Regions from separate parts of the Mus musculus genome. Here region 2 is linked to region 1. The links are chromatin loops, found by intact Hi-C in ENCODE. Cell type or tissue: left cerebral cortex. All regions are shown on one strand. Links, peaks and the distances in the headings refer to the core of each region. The heading gives the core; the rest is flanking DNA.

Region 1 (10,957 bases), core at 1,947-9,946:
TTTTTAATGTCCATTACTTCTTCTAGTTATTATTGTGGATATGAGTATATTTGTATGTTAGTTGTTTTTACCATTGATTGCAGTATAACTGTTTCTAGAAACCCTCACATATCAGCAAACAGATAGTTCTACTTCGGCCTTCAGTTGTTTCATTTAGTCTACTTGTATTGGCTAATTAATAACCATTGAGATTGTGGGCGTCATGGCTTTTAAAGTTAATATATTACTACCACACAGATGCATCTATCTTGCTTTGGTTGTACCCACTCTCTCTCTTTCCCCTTCTCATTCCTTCTGGACTGCAGGCTCCTTTCCCTTTCCTAATAATCTATATCTTTTCTACTACCCTCCTTCTTTTGTTTTTCAGGACACAGTCTCTCTGTGTAGCCCTGGCTGTTCTAGAACTTGCTCTGTAGACCAGGCTGGCCTTAGACTCAGAGACCTGCTTACTGCAGCCACCACCTCCTCTTCCTCTTCTTCTTCCTTCTCCCCCCAAGTACTGGAATTAAAGGGGTTCATCACCACACCTGGCCTCCCCTCTACTTTGAAGTTGTTATTTGTTACCACAGTGAGAGAAAATGTACATATTTGGCTTTTGCTTAACACAGTTCTTTTGACAGGATTATGCTCTTTCTGGCTGATACTGCTCCATTGTGTTTCTAAACCACATTTGTGTATCTGTTACTCTGTCACCGACACCAGGGCTGATTACATAACTTGCATATTGTGAGAAGTGCCTCTATAAACATGAGTGGTGTAGGCTGCCTAGCCTTGCTTCTGACATCATTGTATCAAACAAAGTGACCTGGACACAGAGAGACAAGTGTTGGCTTGCATTGTATTCCTCACTAAGTCAGTTAGAACATTTGATTAAAAAAAAAAATCAGTAATTTTAGTGCAGTTTGACATGAGGAATGGGGGTTAAATGGTCTTACCTCTCACTCCTGATCTGACCTAGACTAGATCAAAGGCAGGAGATGAAGTCTGTGTGGTAGGGAACCAGGAGTTGGAGTCTTTCCATTTTGTTTTATTATTTTTCGGCTCTCTTCCACAAGCACCATTCTCTGCCTCCTTGTCCAAGTCACATTGCTTTCCTGAGGACTCATTAGCTCGTTTTGAAGTGGTAGAGGGAACATGTCAGCTTAATCCTGCAGTCAGCCACCCTCTCTCCTCCTTCCTCAGTCTCTCACCTGTGCCCAGCCTCTCCCCACTGCTGTGTGGAATTATACAAACTTGAGGTAACAATTGGTTTTCTCTCTCCCCCTCTTTAGGTACATGGCTTCTTCCTACTCTCAGCCTAGAAGAATAAACCCTTAGTGTGGGGACCTGAGCCAGGCAAGCCAAAGGCAGCCTTGAGCCCTCCCTCCCCTGCCCTCCCCTGCGGGGGCCAGGATGCTGAAGAAGCAGACTGCAGGGCTTGTGCTTTGGGGTGCTATCATCTTTGTGGGCTGGAATGCCCTGCTGCTTCTCTTCTTCTGGACACGCCCAGCACCTGGCAGGCTGCCCTCAGACAGCGCCCTTGGTGATGACCCTGCCAGCCTCACCCGTGAGGTCATCCACCTGGCCGAGGACGCTGAGGCGGAGTTGGAGCGGCAGAGGGGACTGTTGCAGCAAATCAAGGAGCATTATGCTTTGTGGAGGCAGAGGTGGAGAGTTCCCACTGTGGCCCCTCCAGCCTGGCCCCGTGTGCCTGTGACCCCCTCACCAGTGCAGATCCCCATCCTGGTCATTGCCTGTGACCGCAGCACTGTCCGGCGCTGCTTGGATAAGTTGTTGCACTATCGGCCCTCAGCTGAGCGTTTCCCCATTATTGTCAGTCAGGACTGTGGGCATGAAGAGACAGCACAGGTCATTGCTTCCTATGGCACTGCAGTCACACACATCCGGCAGCCGGACCTGAGTAACATTGCCGTGCAGCCAGACCACCGCAAGTTCCAGGGTTACTACAAGATTGCCAGGCACTACCGCTGGGCACTAGGCCAGATCTTCAACAAGTTCAAGTTCCCGGCCGCTGTGGTAGTGGAGGATGATCTGGAAGTGGCACCAGACTTCTTTGAGTACTTCCAGGCCACCTACCCACTGCTGAGAACAGACCCCTCCCTTTGGTGTGTGTCTGCTTGGAATGACAATGGCAAGGAGCAGATGGTAGACTCAAGCAAACCTGAGCTGCTCTATCGAACAGACTTTTTTCCTGGCCTTGGATGGCTGCTGTTGGCTGATCTGTGGGCAGAGCTGGAGCCCAAGTGGCCCAAGGCCTTTTGGGACGACTGGATGCGCCGACCTGAGCAGCGGAAAGGACGGGCTTGTATTCGTCCAGAAATTTCAAGAACTATGACCTTTGGTCGCAAGGGTGTGAGCCACGGGCAGTTCTTTGACCAGCATCTTAAGTTCATCAAGCTGAACCAGCAGTTCGTCCCCTTCACCCAGTTGGACCTGTCGTACCTGCAGCAGGAGGCCTATGACCGGGACTTCCTCGCCCAGGTCTATGGTGCCCCCCAGCTACAGGTGGAGAAAGTAAGGACCAATGATCAGAAGGAGCTGGGGGAGGTGCGGGTACAGTACACTAGCAGAGACAGCTTCAAGGCCTTTGCTAAGGCCCTGGGTGTCATGGATGACCTCAAGTCTGGTGTCCCCAGGGCTGGCTACCGTGGCATTGTCACTTTCCAGTTTCGGGGCCGGCGTGTGCACCTGGCACCCCCACAGACATGGACTGGCTATGATCCTAGCTGGAATTAGCAGCACCTGCCTTTCCCTCCTGGGTCTCCTTGCCGCGTGCTGAGCCGAGGCAGGCCTGCAGGGCCTGGGCTACACCATCCTGCCAGTGTCTCCCTCTCAGTGTCTCCCTCTTGGATCTGTAGATCTTCCCTTTGTGTCCTGGCCAGCCCCCAAATGGCATTCTAGTGCACAAATCATAGGATGAGAGTTATACTCCTGTTGTCAAGGGAGTATTGTGTGGTATGTTCGGGGCATATTGAACAAGAAACCACTGTGTGGTATGGGGAGGGTTGGGCCTGTTGGGGCCAGGTTTGTAATGTCTCCAAGGGCATCTGCAGAGAGCTTGGCAGCTCCAGCTCTCCTCAGCAGGCCTCTCCACCCTGATCTGGCCCCTGTTAGCCCATGAGCCCTCTTTATGTACCCATCCTCCCTTTCTGAACCTTCCCTCAGGGTGGGGCTGGATTATGGAGGAAGGAATGGATCTTTGGTCAGATGAGACTAACAGAGGGACTCACTGTCAGAGTTAGCGTGGATTGCTGCTGCCGGGGCACTACCTCCTGGCTTCTCTCCCTGCTGACGTGGCTCTTGTCCTGGAGCAGAGCAGTGCGTTGTTGGGAGATGGAAAGTCTATGCGTGGGTACCCTGTCTTCTTGCCTGTGGCCCCCCTCCTTTCTGAAAGTTAGTTCTCTCCGCATTCTTTAGGAGGATTCAGGGGCGGCCTAGTGGAAGACAGTGGGCTCCATGCCTCTTTCCCCTGGGGTTTGCTTCAGGGGCTCCTCCCCGAGGGCTTGCTCCTGGTGGCAGCAGCTGAGATCAGGACATCTGTGGCCCTGAGCCGGCTCTGGTCCTCGGCCTTTCCCAGCCTTCCCACATCTTCCCAGGCCAAGATGCAGGGGGCAGGCTGAAGAGAAATTTGTGTGTCCTTGTTTGTTGCCTGATCTTAGTTTCATGGAAGAAAATGGAATCTACAGAATTATTTTCAAAAATAAAGTAAAGGCTGAATTGCTGAAAAATAAGTGTGTGTGTGTGTCCTAGGGAAGGAGGCGAAGGGGTGGGGGAGGGGTTGGCAAAGGGAGAGAGGAAAGTCTACAGGACAGAAAGCAAGTGGACACCTCGAGGAAAGAGAATGAGAAGAAAAATAGGGTTGGGGGGAGTTTGGGGGACAGGGACAGTTGAGGATGGGGCCAGGTGAGGTAGCAAGGCCAGCTTGTGAGGAGGGCCCTAGGTTGCGGGCCTGCTGGTAATCTCAAGCTGGCCACAGGCTCCTCAGTTGGCAAGTAAGTCTGGGAGTGGTCTGCAAAACAGAAATAGAAAACCCTGGCATCTGAACGTTCCACGTTGTGCCGCATACCCTTTGCTGGCTCAGGCAGCGTCTGTTGGGCAACTCCGAAAGCTGCCAGTGAGCCCAGGGTTTGTAGTGCATATGTGGCAGGCTATGCAGTGGCACCTAAGGCTCCTGGTCAGGATAATGACAACCAGAGTATGTCTGTCCCACCCTCAGAGTTGACTGAAACTTTACACATATCAAAGGCAGCATTCTGTGCGTGTACATGTGCGTGTGTGTGTGTATGTGTGTGTGTGTGTAGGTACAAATGTATACCTTTTTATGGGAGCCCTATTCCTCAGAACACTGTCCATGTTACTTATTGAGACAGGGCCTCCCACTGGCAGAGAACTTACCCATTATACTAGGCTGCCTGGCCAGTGACCCATGCCAGGGATCCACTAGTTTCCATCTTCCCGGTGCTGGCTGCCACACTGGCATTTATTTGTACATAGATAGGTTCTGGGGGCTGAACTCAGGTTCTTTTGCTTGCATCGCAAGAACTCCGTTACCTGGGTTACCTCCCCAGGTCAATTTTTTTTTTTTTTTTTTTTTTTTTAACAAATTGATACTTGAAAACTGAGGCACCGACTTATGACAGGATCTAATTTGGATCTTGCCTCTGGTGGTAGAAATCACTGGGTAAGCTCTATCCAGCAGGGAAGAAGAGGGAACTAGTGGCCTTGTTTGGGGGCTTAGGGCTGCAGACCATAGAGTGGAATTCATTTCCCACATCTCACCCCTTTACTTGGTGGCCTTGGTTGTGTCCCCCCTTGTTGCTCTGAGGTGGATTGACATTGATTTTGATTTTAAAGGGAGGTGGTTCATTGTAGCTACAGACACAGGGATTGGAGAGAAGACACAACATCCCTGACCGTGGAGGGGGGAGTAGTTTGTCCGGACTTCATGGTCTCAGCGCTTAATGTATTTAACAGTCACTGGCCACGTGCTTTGTTCTGAGCACTGCCAGTTCTGTGTTACTGCAGTCTCACCAAAGGAGAGGCAAGTATAAGAGAGGCAAACTCGGTCAGGCCCATAGGGATGGCTTGGGCAGACCCAGGATTTGGACGGAATGCATGCTGTAAACAACCGAGATACTGGTTATATAAAGGACAGGTACTAGTCTATCCTTTAATGCCCTCTTCAACACCCCTCTCCAGCCTCATTTGACCCCAAGGCAGCAGGTGATAGCAGACTTCCAGACTGCAGTTGGTGGTCTCATGCCGTGCCATGGATGCTGGGTGGGGTAGAGTGAGTCCAGGACATACAAAGCAGGACAAGAAGGCAGAGAATAACTTGTGGCCCACTAAAGCTGCACGGATATTTCAAAGCAGCCTGCGCTCCTCAGCGTTTCCTTGAAACGAGTGCCTTTTTGAGGCCTCTTCGCATTCTGTTTGCTTTTGAAGTATGCCCCAAGGTCTGCTTGCTGCTCGTTATGGTGCTCTTGGAGGTCACGTGTTCAGAGTTGACTAGGAACCCCCGTGCTCCTGTGTTCCTATGGAAACCACGTGGGCGTGGCAGCTGAAAACACCATACTGTTAATGCCTTTGCCTTCTGCTACCTTTTGGTTTAGAGAGTCCACACTCACCATGAGGTCACTTATGCCCTTTCACTCATGACTCTGAGGACTTCAGAACTGCTATCTATGCCTTCCGTATGTCCTTGCCCTCTTACCTAGGTCTCATTGACGTTTGTGGTGCGACTCACCCCAGTGTAGACAAGATGTATTGGGTGGTTCTTCCCCCCAGCTCCATGCTCCCAGAAATAAGACTCAAACTCCAAATACATTTACATTTGGAAATATCCTTGCCCATATAACTAGGCTCTTCTTTGATTAGATCATAAAAAACCATTTATTCTAGCCTACCTTCTGCCACGTGGCTGGTTACCTGTGCTCAGGTACCGTGTGTCTGTCTCATCACTCGTTCCTGGGCAAATTTCCCGAGCCTGGCACTATCCCAGAATCCTTTCTGCCTCCAGGATGTCCCACCTCCTGTTTCCTGCCTAAGTTATAGGCCATCAGACTTACTGGCAGGTGTCACCTCCACACGGACGCAGGATGTTCTCTACAGGTCTCTGTGGCAGGGCTTCTGAGTGTTCAATAGACGTCCACATCTGATCCCTGTCGGGTGAGTTCCTAGAGCTGAAGCTCTTAGGGAAGACTGAAAGGGTGGGAGTTAGAAAGCAATTACCATGCTCGGTTGGAAACTCTTACTAAGAATGTCTTCTCCCCTTCATTACATAATTTATGAAGACAAAACGGATGACAATAACAGCTATACTTTTTTTTAAACGAGATTTTAAAAAATTTGTTCACTTTTTATTCCAATATCAACCCCTCCCTGTCTTCTCAGTATACCCTCATGCAGATCCTCCCCCCATTTCTCCCTCCCCATCCCCCCAACACATCAAGTCACTGCAGGACTAGGTACATCCTCTCCCCAGACAAGGTGGCCCAGTTCTTTACCAAATTTATACCGTGGTGCACGATTCTACCAGACTTCTTTCTCACACAAATAGAACATTTATTTATCTGCAAATATTTAGCTTATATAAGTTTACATAACTAATAAATTTATGCAACATAATATTCACCTCATTCTAAAGAAATAGAGTTTCAGACTTCCAGGTGTAGCCCTAACCCAAGTGGCAAGTGGTTTGCTACCCAGGAGTCCTTGGTCCTGTTTTCTACCCAGCACACTTGACTAGCCTGGACAGATCAGAGGGAATTTATGTTTGGATGCAGAGGTTAAAGGCCCTTTCAGCTAAGGGATCAAGAGCACTGTTCTCTTCCCAGAGGCTCAGAGACCAAGCCTGGTGGCACAGATGATCCAGGTGTGATGGGCCTGAGCTGGAGTCTGCACTGGGCACACTGTCTGTATGTCTCACTCTGGATCACACAGTGGTCCTGCCAGCACTTTAGTCTATGAGGTCAAGATAGTAGTATAGTAGTGAACGGGGACCACGTGGATGGCACCGAGGTTGGTCTGCTTTGCCCCCACCCCCCTTGCTCATTTGAAGTGTGGCTCTTCCTACTAAAACTGTAAGTGACTAAGAACTAGATTTAGCTCCCCGCAACAGGAAATACAGATCTAAAGAAATGAGAGCCAGGGGCTGGAGAGATGACTGATCAATGAGAAGTATGTACTGCCCATGCCAGTTCAGTTCCTAGTACCTACACCAGGCAGCTCTTCTGTAACTCCAGTTCCAAGGGATTTGACCCCTTATGCTTCCTGGGGTACCTACACACATGTGCTACAATACACACACACTCAGGCACACACACACATTCAACTAAAATAAACCTTAAAAAACAAAGGCGGTGGAGGTGATGTAGGCCTGGCATAGTGGCTTCTGATGTTATCAGGGCCTCAGATACCTGTGTCGGGCTCACCCTCCTTAGCACAAGGCCTCCGTTCTAAGTGTCATTCCTTGGCTGCAAGAGTTCCAGCTAACACACACACACACACACACACACACACACACACACACTCACATACACACACACTCACACGTTAGGCTGGGAGAAAGGAAGACAGGCCAGAGGAGGGTCTGCAGTCAGTGCCTGATCAAAGGTTCACGGCCACTAACAACACACAGGCGTGCTGTCAGCAAAAGAGATTACGAAAGAAATCCACCAGCTGAGTTGATTTTTAGTTAAACATTATTACCAAGAAAAACAGGAGTGAAGGTTATGCTTTAAGAATCCTGCCTGACCTGGAAAAGGTAAAATTAAATTCCCGGGAACCCTCACTGGCTTTGGTGAGAACTGTCCTGCTGTCCTGTCGTGGTGGTGAGACTCTCAAGGTCACACAAGAGTAGTTTTCTTAAAGGCCACACACATCTCCAGAAGTGCCGATTGACAGGAAACACACACCGATGAACCAAGGCGTCATCTTCAACGTGTGGCTCTCCGCTCGCCTTCCAAGATGGATCTAGGCATCAGGAAAGGGGAAAGGAGGTGCACACACGCGCACACACACGCATACGCAAGCTAGAACTCACCACAACCCTCCATTCTTTCCCAGAAGAGAACAATTAGCACACACTGGGAACAGTTGACTCCATCCTACTCAAGGCTCCAACAGAAGTCATTGACGGTACATTAGTCCCTTTATGCCACCATAACAAAATAGTAGACACAGATCATCTCGGAAGTAGAGGTTTATTTTGGCACGTGATTTGGAAGGTTCAAGTCTAAGCCGGGCCACTTGGCTGCCTGGTGGGAGGATGCGTGTGTCACTGTGACTGCTCACATCTCCAGCTAAGAAGCAGACCGATGAGATAGGCCAGGGTCCTACCGCTTGCTTTAGGGAGCACAACTCCAAGTGACTGTAGATCTCCCTGTCCAGCACACGACTCTGGGGACCAAGCCTTACATATGGCTCTCTGGAGGGTGTCCAATGTCTGGCTATAACAACAACAAAGAAGCTTGTGGGATTTCTGCCTGTATTGCTTAGAACAATGAGTCTCATTCTTCCTAAAGCTGCTACACTTTAATACCATTCTTCAAGTGGTGGTGACACCAAACAAAATTATTTCAATGCTACTTCATAACTAATTTTGGTACTGTTATAAATTGTAACGTAAATATCTGATATGCAGGATATTTGGCGTCTGGTTGAGAACTGCTGGCTTAGAACCTTGGGCTAAAAGCTAAGCGTGTAAGAAATCTCACTGTTCTGGGACCACCTCACGGGAGAGGCCAGATGGGAAGGTTAGTGGGCAGGAACATCTGCTGCCGTGTGAGCGAACCGTCTTCCATATTCAGTCCTGTGGAGCCTTTTGAAACTCCAAGCCTGGGTCAGTATCTGCTACAACTTGGTGTGAAGCAGCAGCTAGCCAGCCGGTCAAAGCCAGTCAGCCCTCCTCAATGTTTAACCCATGACCAGCAAAATGAATGGTTATTTTTAGCTGCTGTTTGAAAGTTTTTGATAAGTTAAAATAGTAACCGGTTGGTTAACCGGTCGGCTTTCCTGTTCTGTCCTTGAAGTGGAGAAGTCTCTGCAACCGGAATGGAATGCTTAAACAAATGTTTCGCGGATGAGAAATTCCAGACATTTATCCATTAGTACCGAAGGGTGAGTATGGTGTTCTCAGTGATGCTCACTCTATTACTAAGGTAGAAATTATCTTTGAATTAATGGGTATATTCTTTTATTCACGCCCAGCTTTTTCCAGTTTTATATTTGAAGTATTTTTTTCAAGTTTTTAATTATGAGAATTTAAACCCGTAGGGACATCGAAAGATTAGTGACCCACATTTTTTTCCACTGAGATAATACAAGAATCAATACTTTGTCACCTGCCAGCTACACACATATTATACCCCAGCGCCTGTATCTGTCTCATCAAATACAAGGTCACAGGGCAAATCTTTTAAAACTAACTTTTAAAATTAATTAATTCACACATGGGGCACTGGTTTTCTCTGTGGCATCTTCACATGTGTATGCCACCATTTGTTGTTCTTTTGTCCCCCCTTCTCTGCTTGCTCAACACCCCACCCCCGCCCTCTTCCTTTTTTTTTATTACGTATTTTTCTCAATTACATTTCCAATGCTATCCCAAATGTCCCCCACCCCCCCCCACTCCCCTACCCACCCATTCCCATTTTTTGGCCCTGGCATTCCCCTGTACTGGGGCATATAAAGTTTGCCTGACCCAATGGGCCTCTCTTTCCAGTGATGGCCGACTAGGCCATCTTTTGATATATATGCAGCTAGAGTCAAGAGCTCTGGGGTACTGGTTAGTTCATAATGTTGTTCCACCGATAGGGTTGCAGATCTCTTTAGCTCCTTGGATACTTTCTCTAGCTCCTCCAAAATTCAGGTGACAGCAGATGCTGGCGTGGATGTGGAGAAAGAGGAACACTCCTCCATTGTTGGTGGGATTGCAGGCTTGTACAACCACTCTGGAAATCAGTCTGGCGGTTCCTCAGAAAATTGGACATAGTACTACCGGAGGATCCAGCAATACCTCTCCTGGGTATATATCCAGAAGATGTCCCAACCGGTAAGAAGGACAAATGCTCCACTATGTTCATAGCAGCCTTATTTATAATAGCCAGAAGCTGGAAAGAACCCAGATGCCCCTCAACAGAGGAATGGATACAGAAAATGTGGTACATTTACACAATGGAGTACTACTCAGCTATTAAAAAGAATGAATTTATGAAATTCCTAGCCAAATGGTTGGACCTGGAGGGCATCATCCTGAGTGAGGTAACCCAATCACAAAAGAACCCCACCCTCTTCCAAACCACTCTCCTTTCTTCTTTTGTGGGCGCTGAGTCCAGCGGTTCTCAACTTCTGGGTCTCGACCCTCGTGTGAGTGTGAGTGTGTGTGTGTGTATACGTGCATGCACACACAGGCGAACGGCCCCTTTCGCAGGGTCGCATATCAAATATCCTGCAGATCAGATATTTACGTTATGATTCATAGCAGTAGCAAAATTAGAGATATGAAGTAGCAACAAAAATAATTTAATGGTTGGGGGTCACCACCATATGAGGAGCTGTTAAAGGGTCGTGGCACTAGGAAATGCCAAGAACCACTGCCTTATACTGTTACCCTCACTTCTGCCTCTAAGATCTCTTCCTCTTTTCTCAGGTCATGGTCGTCTTTCTTTCAACACACGCATGCGCACACTTAAATCAATGTTCTACATGAGAGGAAAGACGGTATTTGTCTTTCTGAGTCTGGCTCATTTCGTGTAGCAAAACAATCTCCGGATCTCTTTACTTCACCCTGAGTGTTATGATTTGATTTTTTTTCTTACAACTAAAGAAATTCCATTGTATGCGCACACCACATGTCCCTTAGGTGTTGATCTGCCTGATGGACATCCAGGCGGCTGCATTTCTCAGCTCTTGTAGACATCAACAATGTAGGCGTACTGGTATCTGTGAGGTATGT
Region 2 (10,957 bases), core at 1,852-9,851, 390 kb before region 1:
CAGAGTGGGCTGGTGATAAAGTCTGAGACAAAGCTGGCTGGAAGCCAGGGGGATGAAGCTGGACAAACTTCAGGGGTTGAAAACATTCTGTAATGGGGTGCAGAGACGGGGTACACAGACAAGAAGCTGTGTGACATTCAGTAGTGTCTTGTCCTCAAGGCAATTCTCTCCCCTCCATCTCACCTATCATTAGCCAGGGTCTAGTTCTGTATTGGTTTTACTTAACTGAGTTCCACTCACCAGAGTAGAAGATGAGAGCAAACCATGCTTTCTCAGAACTATTTATGTAACTGTGACTGTAGATGGAGACTTCCCACCTGCCTGCACACCCGAGAGCACCCGGTGCTGGACCCTGGACCTGCCTGCACACCCGGGATGGTGCAGGTCACAGCTGCACGCAGGAGCCAGTAACTCTCAGGAGGGCTGCTGAAGTCCATACATTACAAGCAGACTGGGAAAGGGCATGGATAACTGTATGAAGCTGCAGGATCCTCCAGGAGCCACACAGGAATGTTGGTGTGGACAGCCTTGGGATACCGTGCCTCAGAACTCCAACCCAGTATTTACAAAGAGCCCTTAGAATTCTTTCTGGGATTCAAGTGACCCTCCACTTCCTTTTTTGAGGATCATGACCAGATTATACTCCTATTTCACCTCTCTGCACAGGGGCGAAGATCCCCAAAGAAGAATATAGATCCTTGTGGCTGTCAATCTGGGAAAGAGGATGAGACCCGTGAGGAAATGTCTTTCGAGTCTCGCAACCGACACAGAACGGAGAGCATGCTCGCACACACTTGCCCATAGCTGCATGAAAGGTAGCAGGGACCACACAATTCCCTCTGATATTTATTTATCTTTGGAAAGTGTGATAAACTTGCTCACGGTGAATGGGGACAGTACTGAACCCACATGCTCTGGGAAGATGGTATTTGAAAAGCTCCCATCTCATTAACTATAAACTTACAGACTAGTGAAGGAGGTGGTTCCTTAAACAGAGACACTTTCTCCAATGCAAATAAAACATTTTAATGGAGTCAGACAAAAAGGTCACTATGATACCTTATACTCAAAACCTACTCTGAGATTCCTATTCCATGGGTAGTCCAGATAAGAAACAAACCTCCCCCCCCCCCTATTTTTTTCATGTATCCTAGATATTGCCTGTGGTCCATTCTAATCCTGGGCGTTTATTTTGTGGAGCTATGAAGAGACGCTATCTTAAATTCCAAGAGAATATGGGTTGGCACGCTCTGCCCTCCTTCAAATTTAGCCAGCATTAGAAGAACCACAAGGCCAGAAATAAGGTGAGGTACGCATTTGCCTCCAGGCTGGTGGTTTAGATATATCTGAACAGCAAAGATACAGCAGGGCTGTGTGGTACTAGACAGTCAAAGTGAGGCTCTGCTGTGGACACTGCCTGAGCAAAAGAAACCAGACCCCAAGGTCACATGACCTGTTTTCACGGTTTTACCGTTCATATTATATTGGGGGATTCATATTAGATTGGGGGTGGCCAAGCTACATTTAAGAGACTTTTACTTACCTGATCCAGAGGAGTTATTATGTGTGATTCGATGTTAGTGGCCTTCCTGGAACGTCACCCCTTTCTTCCTAGGACAAAAACGTTGCTGTCCTCCGGCAGAAGTTCCCTATGTAGAGATCCAAAACTGGAATATAGACCCGGATGTTGAGAGATGAGATGCAGAGGTCTGGAGTCCTTCTGAGAGGAGACGAACCAAGAGGAGGTCTGATCGCGTGGATTTTCTTTCAGCTTCTGGTCTTCGAGCAGACCTTGCTTTTTGTCCTGCACTTTCTAGACCGGAGATATGCCTGCCTGGGCCCAGCGGGGGAGCGGGGGGGGGACGGACTCGAATTGAGAATCAGTTTCGGTTTCTATTTCTTGAAACAGGCTAGTTTTCAGGATTAGGCTGGGCGGGCTGCATAGTAGTCTTCAAAGAGGAGCAGAACCCTGCTGTGCTGACTCACCGTCAACAGGGGTCGGGATGAGGGATTGGAGGTGGTGGTGGAAGTGGAGGGTGGGGGCGTTGGGGTTGGAGTTGTGTCTGTTTAGGGACTTTAACAGCCAGCCCCGCGTCAGACCTTCCAGTGTCTGAACCTGCTACTTCTTTCCGTGGATACCACCTGTGGAGATGCTGGCCCTGGGCAATGCTAACCTCCAGACCCAGCAACCTCAGGCCACCCCGAGCTTGGAGGCTGCACTGAGACCTTGTTCTGTATGATCGTTTACCCCGTTTGCCGGCTCACTTGATTAATCACACCTCTCTATATAAAGGAGAATGTCAGAGCACCAGGGAGTCGAGAATCGGGTTCTTGTCCTCGTTAGTGTTTGAGAGGGAAGAGGGTATGAGCTGAGAGGGGACATACTTCATTTTCCTCAGATCTAGGAGGTAGATTATTAGAGAGTAAACGCAGGGGCTGGACGCTTTGACCATGGCATAGAAGCACTGACCCCTGTGTAACGTTTTCATGAAGAAAAACAGAATTTTTTTTTTTTAAAGCAACCGGCCACGGTCACAGTGACAGAGGGGGCAGCGAAGAGGAGCCAAGTAGCTTTCAGAGTGTCGGGCGGCTGTTATTCTCTCTGCTGCTCTTCTGTACCTACCGGTGAGTTCTTACTGCACAGCAAAGAGGGGCAGAGCTGAGCCTGTTCCATAGTCACTGCGAGAGGGAGACAGATTGGGCCAGGAGGAATGAGGCGGCTCCTCACACAGGCACTAACCAGTGTTCCAAACTCTACTTCTGCCCATTACAGGCTCAGTATTGCCCAGAGGTTTGGGCAATGTGATCCTCTGGTCACAAGGAGCCCTTTGTCACCCCTCCAAGTGACCAGTAATGTGATCCTCTACCGGCGCTGGTGGCTTTCTCTTTCTCCTTACCGGAAAAGACTGAGTTGCTGAGAAGAGGAACAAGTGTGAGCTGTTGTTTAATGAACTGGAGGCCTTGAGTGATAGCCAGGATCTGTCCTTGTTTGATTCCTCTAAGCCCTCAGCTTCTCCTCAAAGCCTGAGGAGAAAGCAGGCTAGTTTCAATGTCTGTCTTTGAGAGACTGGACAATCTGTATGTCCTGCTTTCTTTATGTGATTTCTATAAGAACAAACAGGAACAGGTCTGAGCACAGTACAGGAAGGCCAGGAAGAGAGTTTCTGGAACCTTCTGTCTCAGTGAGCCAGCATTTCAACTCAGCACTTTGTGTTTCCCCAGGGCCAGGGTCTCCCTTGAGCTCAGAGTTAGTTCTCTCAGGCTCTTGCTCCTGCGGAGGAACTGAGGCTGGGCACAGCAGGGTTTGTTATAACTGGGTGTCAGGTAAAGATTCCTCAGGGCAGGATGCTGTGTGTACACAGTCAATAATCAGAACACAGGCGGTCTGTCCTTAAAAATGTCACTGGCCGAGAATCTTTGGCTTCCCTAACCTACTCTCTGTGTAGACCAGGCTGGCCTTGAACTTACGGAGTTTACCTGCATCTGCTTCCTGAGTGCTGGAGCTAAAAGCATGAACTATCAAGACGAGCAAAGGCTGAGTTAATCAAGATCCTGTCTTAGTACCAGGTTCTTACTCTGGTTAATCATTCATTCACTGTAGAAAGGAAAGGAAGAGTCAACAGTTACAAAAGCACAGTATAGGCATTTCTCTGTTTACTTTTCTCTGACACCGAAGTGTGGGGACTTGCCTTTTCACCCTGTTGTTCAGCAGGGAGACCCTGGTACAGTTCATTAATCGCCACACCATGTTAGTTACTCCTTACAGAAAGATTCATGGAGATTCACTCTTGGGAACCAAGGTCTTGGACATAGCTGGTGACCTGTCAATCACGATCTCACACCTATCCTGCATAATAAGGCATATACATGTACATACAGACACTCATAAATCTACACACACACACACACACACACACACACACACACACACTTGAGGTCACCGAGCCTACAGAGTCTTGTACTCACTACTGTGCTAGGATAATGAAATCATCTGCTACTTTCTTTGTGACTGAAAAAAAGAGCCCCAGTATTTCTGTCAGGGGTAGTGTAGGTGTCTTAGCTTCAAGCGCAGCACTTGGCTTCTCATGGGCCTTGTTCCTATCTGTGACTCCAACTCACACAGGAAAGGCTTGTCGGCTGCAGCACAGAGGACTCTGACTGAAAGGGCTTTCCTGGTCTCCTGCTCCCACAGGGACAGAGATAGGGCTTCATACGGCTCCTCTCCTCCTCCTCCTCTCACAAAGCACCCACAGAGGCGACTTATCTCCTCCAGCTGTCACAGAGACACACCTCAGTTCTTCAGTATCTGGAATTGCACTTTGACTCGTACAAGGAAACCAAGTAGCTGACAGTTGGGGCTCGGCAAGGATTTTATCCTTTCTGCAGCTGCCCTCTCCAGGCTGTGGCCTGCTATTGGATCCTGGACATGGGAAGTCTTTGCTGCAAAATATATGAGGTATCTCAGCACTCTGACCTCACTCGGAGGAGGTGGTTTCTCTCAGTACTTCATGGCATAATTCGATTGAGGTGAAGCAGTCTTTCTTTATCTTCTTTTAAAAATCACGTGTGTGTGCATGTGTGTGCATGCGTGTGCATGAGTGTGCACATCTTCACAGATTATTTTGCATATGCAGACTAATTGCCTCTCCTTTCTCTGAAGGCATAGAAAGTGGGATATTTTCTCATGTAATATTTTGGTTTTCTAATATTGGACTCACTCTGCCCTGGCTCACATATTTCAGATTAAAAACATTTCTCTCTCAAGGAGCATTAATCTTCTCTAGGGATGAGACTCCTGATGGATTATGGGTTATTATGTAGTCTCAAGTGAAAATGATCAACCCTAAACACTTACTCCTACAAGGAGCACTAAATGGACTCACAGGGTTTTGAGGGTGTGTGTGTGTAACAATACAAATTAAAGAAGAAGAGGAATTTGAGCAGAAGTGGAGGATGTGGGAGAGATTGGAGGGAGAAAGGCAGGTAAGGAAATGGTGTGAATGGAGACTCATGTATGGAAGTCTCAAAAAATTTGACAAAAGAATACATGTGGAAAAAAAACTCTTTCCTAAGCAGCCGCTAGGTGTCACCCTGGTTCCCTTTTCCATTTCCTCTCGCACTACTAGAGCTGCGTAGATAGAGATGGTGATAGAGAAGGCTTCAGTCGTGTGTCTTTTCTGGAGAGTCATCTCTTCACCCCAGATAGAGCAAAGACATTTCCTCCAAGTCTGCCTTAGTCAACCAATAAACAGTTTGGGGTTCTTTGTAGAAGCTTGGGTGATTGAGGGCAGTGACCTCACTGATAAGCCCACCCCAACCTCACCAGGACTCAGGAACACAGCATCCTTGGAAGCTCCTGCACTGGTTGCAGCAGGCACTCCAGAAGGATGGCTCCTCTCTCCCAGCAAGGGTTTACTGCTTGTCTAAGCGTGGGGAAGGGAGTTGTGAGTCTGAGCCTTTGAGCTCAAGGTTCTTGAAGTTTCCTTAGGTTCTTGGGTTTTATAAGCCTCCGTCCTGAAGTGAAGGTACACCATCTTAAGCTGTTCTCTGTCTCTTTCTGTCTCTGTGTCTCTACCTCTCTCTGTCTCTTGTCAGCCATGAGCTGAACAGTCTCCTAAACCACATGCCCCCAAATCCACGAAGCTCTCCCTAAAAGCACGAGCCAAGTGGCCAAGGACTGAACCAACTCTAGCCTTTTCAAACCATGAGTCAAAAATAATTCTTTCTTCCTTAAGTTGTTTCTTTCAGGTATTGTAACCAGCACAAGTTTTACCATGGCTTTGTCATTTTCTCTTATCAAGTCAGGACTTCTGAACTAATTATGGTGACCAAATACAATCTGGTCACTCAAAAATGGTCACTCTTTGATTGAAAACAATCTATTCCCTTTTAAAAAAGATTTATTTATTTTATGTATTAGTACACTGTAGCTGTCTTCAGACCAAAAGAGGGCCTGGGACCCCATTACAGATGGTTGTGAGCCACCATGTGGTTGCTGGGATTTGAACTCAGGACCTCTGGAGGAGCAGTCAGTGCTCTTAACCACTGAGCCATCTCTCCAGCCCTGAAAGAGAATCTGTTCCTGGTACTGGAGGCTTCATTTGGTGACGTGAGAGATCTAGTTAGGGTTCTGCCTCCCCCATTATATGGCTATTTCATTTAGATCACCTTCATGTGTGTGTGTGTGTGTGTGTGTGTGTGTGTGTGTGTGTGTATTTTAGGAAGCATCTACTGGACTAGGTTTCCATACTACCCCTCAAATGACCCTTGGTTTTGATTGTCTCTCCCAGTATTCCTTCCTTGTTTCTCTCTTCCCTCTTCTTCTCCACTTTATTCTCCAATTCCAATCCAAAAAATATTTTAAGTTGATTTATTATTTCACATACATATATACACATTTATTCATATTCATGCATACACACACATGTGTACGTACACACACACACACACACACACACACACACACACACACACACACACAATGTATTGTAATCATATTCCCCCATTTTCCTTTCTTATCCCCTTTCCTTTCCCAGTAAACTCCTTCTTTTATGTAAGTCCCCCTTCTACTTTCATGGTTTTTATTTGTGGTTCACTCCATTTTTAAAAAGGCTGTTTGCATAGGTGGAAGCTGCTTGTTTGAGCAAGAACAGCATACCAGGGGTTACACCCCCGAGGACATGACTTCTCCTCCTCCAGCAACTATGACACTGCTGCAGCTCCTGAGGAGGACCGGGACCTTGTAAGGGACCTGGGATGAGGACTGGGACCTTGTAAGCCTCCCCATCTCTGATGGGATGTCGAAGCTCCCAGTCTGGTGCACATCTCGTGCAGGTAGCTATGACTGCTGTGGGTTCTTAGTTACAAAAGCTATGCCATGTTCAGAAGGCAGTGTTTCATATCATTCCTCCCTGTACATAAATGAGAATACAGTATGCAGAGGCCAGAAGAGGGTGATGGATTCTCCCAGAGCTGGAGTTACAGGCAGGTGTGAGCTGTCTGATGTGTTAGGTACTGAACTTGTGTCCTCTGGAAGAGCAGCACTTGTTCTTAACTGCAGAGCCATCTATCTAGCCCTTACTGGTCAAAATTTTAATGAGCACTTCTCTCTTATTAGAAAAAAAGGTAAAATGATTTTATTTTATTTAACATGGTAGTCAATGTGGTACAAACTAGGTTGAAATTTATTTTTCACTCTGTTCACATTCTTTTAACAAGTCATCATGTTTGCTTCCCTCTGGGTGTAATCTATGATCAAACTCACCATTTCCAATTAAATCTGTGTGTCTGAGCAATTTCTGTTTAAAGCCAATACAGTGCCACCTGTTGACTGTCAATTGTTCAGCACCCCATCTAGTGTTTTCTACAAGAGAATAGGAACAGTAGAGTTTGTGGGTTTGAATGTTATTTTTAAAGGTTTATTTATTTATTTATTTATTTATTTATTTATTTAATGTAGGTGAGTACACTGTCACTGTCTTCAGACACACCAGAAGAGGGCATCGGATCCCCATTACAGATGGTTGTAAGTCACCATATGGTTCCTCTTAACTGCTGAGCCATCTCTCCAGCCCGAATGTTAGATTTTTATCTGTGATCCATAACCAAGATCTTACACACTTGTGCCTATCTCCAATGACTAATGGGCACACAACATATCTGAGCACCAACAAGGTCAACATCAATATGCTACAGACTCTGGAGAATTATCTCAGATGACACAGGTTGGAAAGTGGACACCCTATGCAGTTTGACCTTCCTGAGACATCCTTCATGGAATGTGGGCCCAACATAGATACTAAATTCAGTAAGAGAGAGAATTAACTAAACCAATTTCGCCCAACTAAGAAGAAAACCTAAGGCTTGTAGCCTATAGTATTTTTAGCAATACCAGACTGCCATGCATTTAACAGCGCATATGTCTATGAGTTTGCTCCACCTATTTACCCATGCATACCCCCTCCTTGAAGCTCTTAGAGCTCAAGGTAGGAGATAAGAGTGGGGAGACCTTTCAAGAGCTCCACATACTAAGGCACAACAGACGATTTTAGGGGAAGGAGGCAGGGAGGCCCGCATACTGATAACTGGGGTTGCATGACGGTGGAAGGGGATGTGTGTTCTAGGATGTGGAAGTGACTCGATTCTGTGAGCAGCATACCTTATAGTCTTATGAGCCATAGCAACAACAAGAAATCCATTTCACACAGGAAAGATCCAAATGAACACACCTGGGAAAAAGAATTCACCACTCAACCATGCACTCTGGCCTATTCTTCCATGTTCCATTGAGTTGCATTAAAGATATTCTATTCCAGATGGATAACTTAGGCTATTTATGGGCTGGAGAAATGGCTCAATGGTTAAGAGCACTTGCTGCTATTCCAGATAACCAGCGTTTAGTTCCTAGCACCTGTATCAAGTGGGTTATAGCTCCCTGTAACTCCAGGTCTGGGGAACTCAAAGCCCCCTGGAATCCTCAGACACTTGCATGTATATGATGTATACATACATATACATAAATAAAAACAATAAATAAATCTTTCAAAAGTCCCTTTATATTTCACCAAATAAAATTAGTAGCTTATGTAATATAGTGACTAATATTCCCTGGAGCATTTCCTGTGTGTCGTTCCATGTAGTCATGCCTTGCTGATCTTGACAGAGTCCCCATCAAAGGAACTTAGTGCTATGGGAACCAGCCTGGTAGTTATGAATTTAAAAATTTGGTGGCTTTTTGTGAACATAGACGCTAGTATAGACCAAATTCTTGGTTTTAGACCCCATTTGTCCAGCAGGAGGAAAGAATGAGCTAAAACTAGTGTATTGATTTTTTTTTAATCCAGAAAGATTTGATATGCTTCCTCATGATCAACAATGTCAGTGGCACACAAGGCATGTGTTGGGAAGTTGGTAAAAAGGGAATTTGAAAAGCTTCCACTGTGTTACCACAATGCTCAAAAGACTGACTTTATGTCTGCCTGTGGAGTTGACTTCTCAATGCAGATAAAATACTCAAGCTGAGTCAAAGCGGAACGTCAAACAGACAACACCATATTTCAGTCCCATCCTGAGATTCCTAGTCTATGGGTGGTGTAGATGGAGGGGCTCATGAGTTCTTAACACTTTCACAGTAACCAAGATATTGTCTGTGGATGGTTCTGACACTGAGTAGCTCTGTAAAGAAAAGAAGGGTGTTACAGTAGAGATTCCCTTAGATCTGTGTAGCACATTCTACTTCCCTTCTCCTCAAACATGAGCCCTATCAGAAGACCCAGAAAGCATGGATAGGGAGATAAAAGGAAGATGTGTTGCCCCTTATTACTGTGTTGGATGAGGTTAAGCAGAAAAAATTGCAGGATAGTTGGTACAGAAGACAATCAGAAGGGTAGATAGTTAGTACAGAGGTTAAAAGAACTTGTTACTCTTGCAGAAGATTCAGGTTCAATTCCCAGTACCTATATGGTGCTTCTCAACCATCTTTGACTTCTGTCCTAGAGGATCTGATGCCTTCTGTGCGCATCACTTATGCAGGCAAAACACTCGTACACACAAATAGAACTAAATAAATATTTAAAAAGGGTCTGGAGAGATGGCTCAGTGGTTAAGAGCACTGACTGCTCTTCCAAAGGTCCTGAGTTCAAATCCCAGCAACCACATGGTGGCTCACAACCATCCGTAATGAGATCTGATGCCCTCTTCTGGTGCATCTGAAGACAGCTACAGTGTACTTGGATAGAATAATAAATAAATAAATAAATAAATAAATAAATAAATATTTAAAAAGAAGTTCAGCAGAGGGGGATCAGCAAAGGGGGATATGGTGGTTTGAATATGCTTGGTCCATGGGAAATGGCACTAGTAGGAGGTGTGGGCTGGTTGGAGGAAGTGTGTCACTGTGTAGATAGGCTTTGCGGTATCCTCCTATGCTCAGGCTTTGCCCAGTGCAGAAGAGAGCTCTTCCTAGCTTCCTGCAGAAGCAGATCTCCTTCTGGCTGTGTTTGGATCAAGATGTAGAACTCTTAGTTCTTTTAGAGCACTGAGTCTGTCTAGATACTGCCATGCTTCCTGCCTTGATAATAATGGACTGAACCTCTGAAACTGTAAGCTAGTCCCAATTAAATGAGTTGCCTTGGTCATGGTATCTCTTCACAACAACCAAATCCAAACTAAGACAGGGCCCTTGCTGTGAACTCCCTGAATGGAGTAAACCAGACCTCCAGCTCCCCTAACCTGGTGTCAGGAGTTCAATTGCATGTTACATCACAAACAGGGTTGTAAGGGTTAATCTTCATTGTCATTTTATTGGATTAGGTTATATAGAGAGGAAACCTGGTTGTATATGTGGATGCATTTCTAGGGGGGTTTAGTGGTAGTAGGAAGACCCACCCTGAATGTGGGTGATATAATTTCCAGGGCTGAGGACAGGGATGGAATGAAATCACCTGCATCACCATTTATTGCTCTCTGTTTCCTGATGGCAGATGCAATGTGTCCTATGTTCCTGCTTTTATACCTTGGTACTGCCATGGCCTATGTGGTGGTTTGCATGAGAATGGCTTCCACCAGCTCATAGGTTTGAAAAACTTGCTCTCTAGTTGGTGGGATATTTGAGTAGATTTAGAAGTTCTGGCCTTGTTGGAGAGGTATGCCACTGGTCACTTCGGGAAGGCTTTGAGGTTTCAAAACCCCATGACATTTCCAGCTAGTTCTCCCTGGTTTGTGCTTGTGGATATAAGCCCCTAATCAAATGTCAAGTGTTTTCTTCTTTATTTTTTCCTTCCTTCCTTCCATGTCTTCCTTCCTTCCTTCCTTGTCTTCCTTCCTTCCTTCCTTCCTTCCTCCCTCCCTCCCTCCCTCCCTCCCTCCCTCCCTCCCTTCCTTCCTTCCTTCCTTCCTTCCTTCCTTCCTTCCTTCCTGTCTGTCTGTCTTTCCCTCCCCACCTCCCCCCACAGGGTTT

Evidence for each region. Hi-C counts contacts between places; a loop is a spot of excess contacts. Peaks named below come from ENCODE experiments on the same cell type or tissue, not always from the same donor. Only the 100,000 strongest peaks of a DNase experiment are listed, where the experiment ranks them.
Region 2: a loop joins it to region 1, with 5 times the contacts of the local background. A loop is called at or near these places in 30 of 42 quality-filtered maps.

Annotation. Positions count from the first base shown.
Region 1 is chr11:49,259,300-49,270,256 of GRCm38, forward strand. It overlaps Mgat1 (mannoside acetylglucosaminyltransferase 1), which reads left to right. Exons shown (of 3, transcript NM_001110150.1): 3 at 1,272-3,728. The coding sequence starts at 1,393. The coding sequence ends at 2,736. It also overlaps a transcript of Olfr1393 not described here. Among named protein-coding and RNA genes, the nearest start is that of Mgat1, 14 kb to the left of the region's middle. In left cerebral cortex, for the core only: no CTCF peak of the experiment used is centred there; a DNase peak (open chromatin) is centred at 5,519.
Region 2 is chr11:48,869,551-48,880,507 of GRCm38, forward strand. Irgm1 (immunity-related GTPase family M member 1) reads right to left here and starts at 1,870. Exons shown (of 3, transcript NM_008326.2): 1 at 1,544-1,870. In left cerebral cortex, for the core only: CTCF peaks have their summits at 2,618, 5,078 (motif pointing right) and 7,552; DNase peaks (open chromatin) are centred at 2,124, 2,791 and 5,095; H3K4me3 peaks cover 1,058 bases; H3K27ac peaks cover 1,724 bases.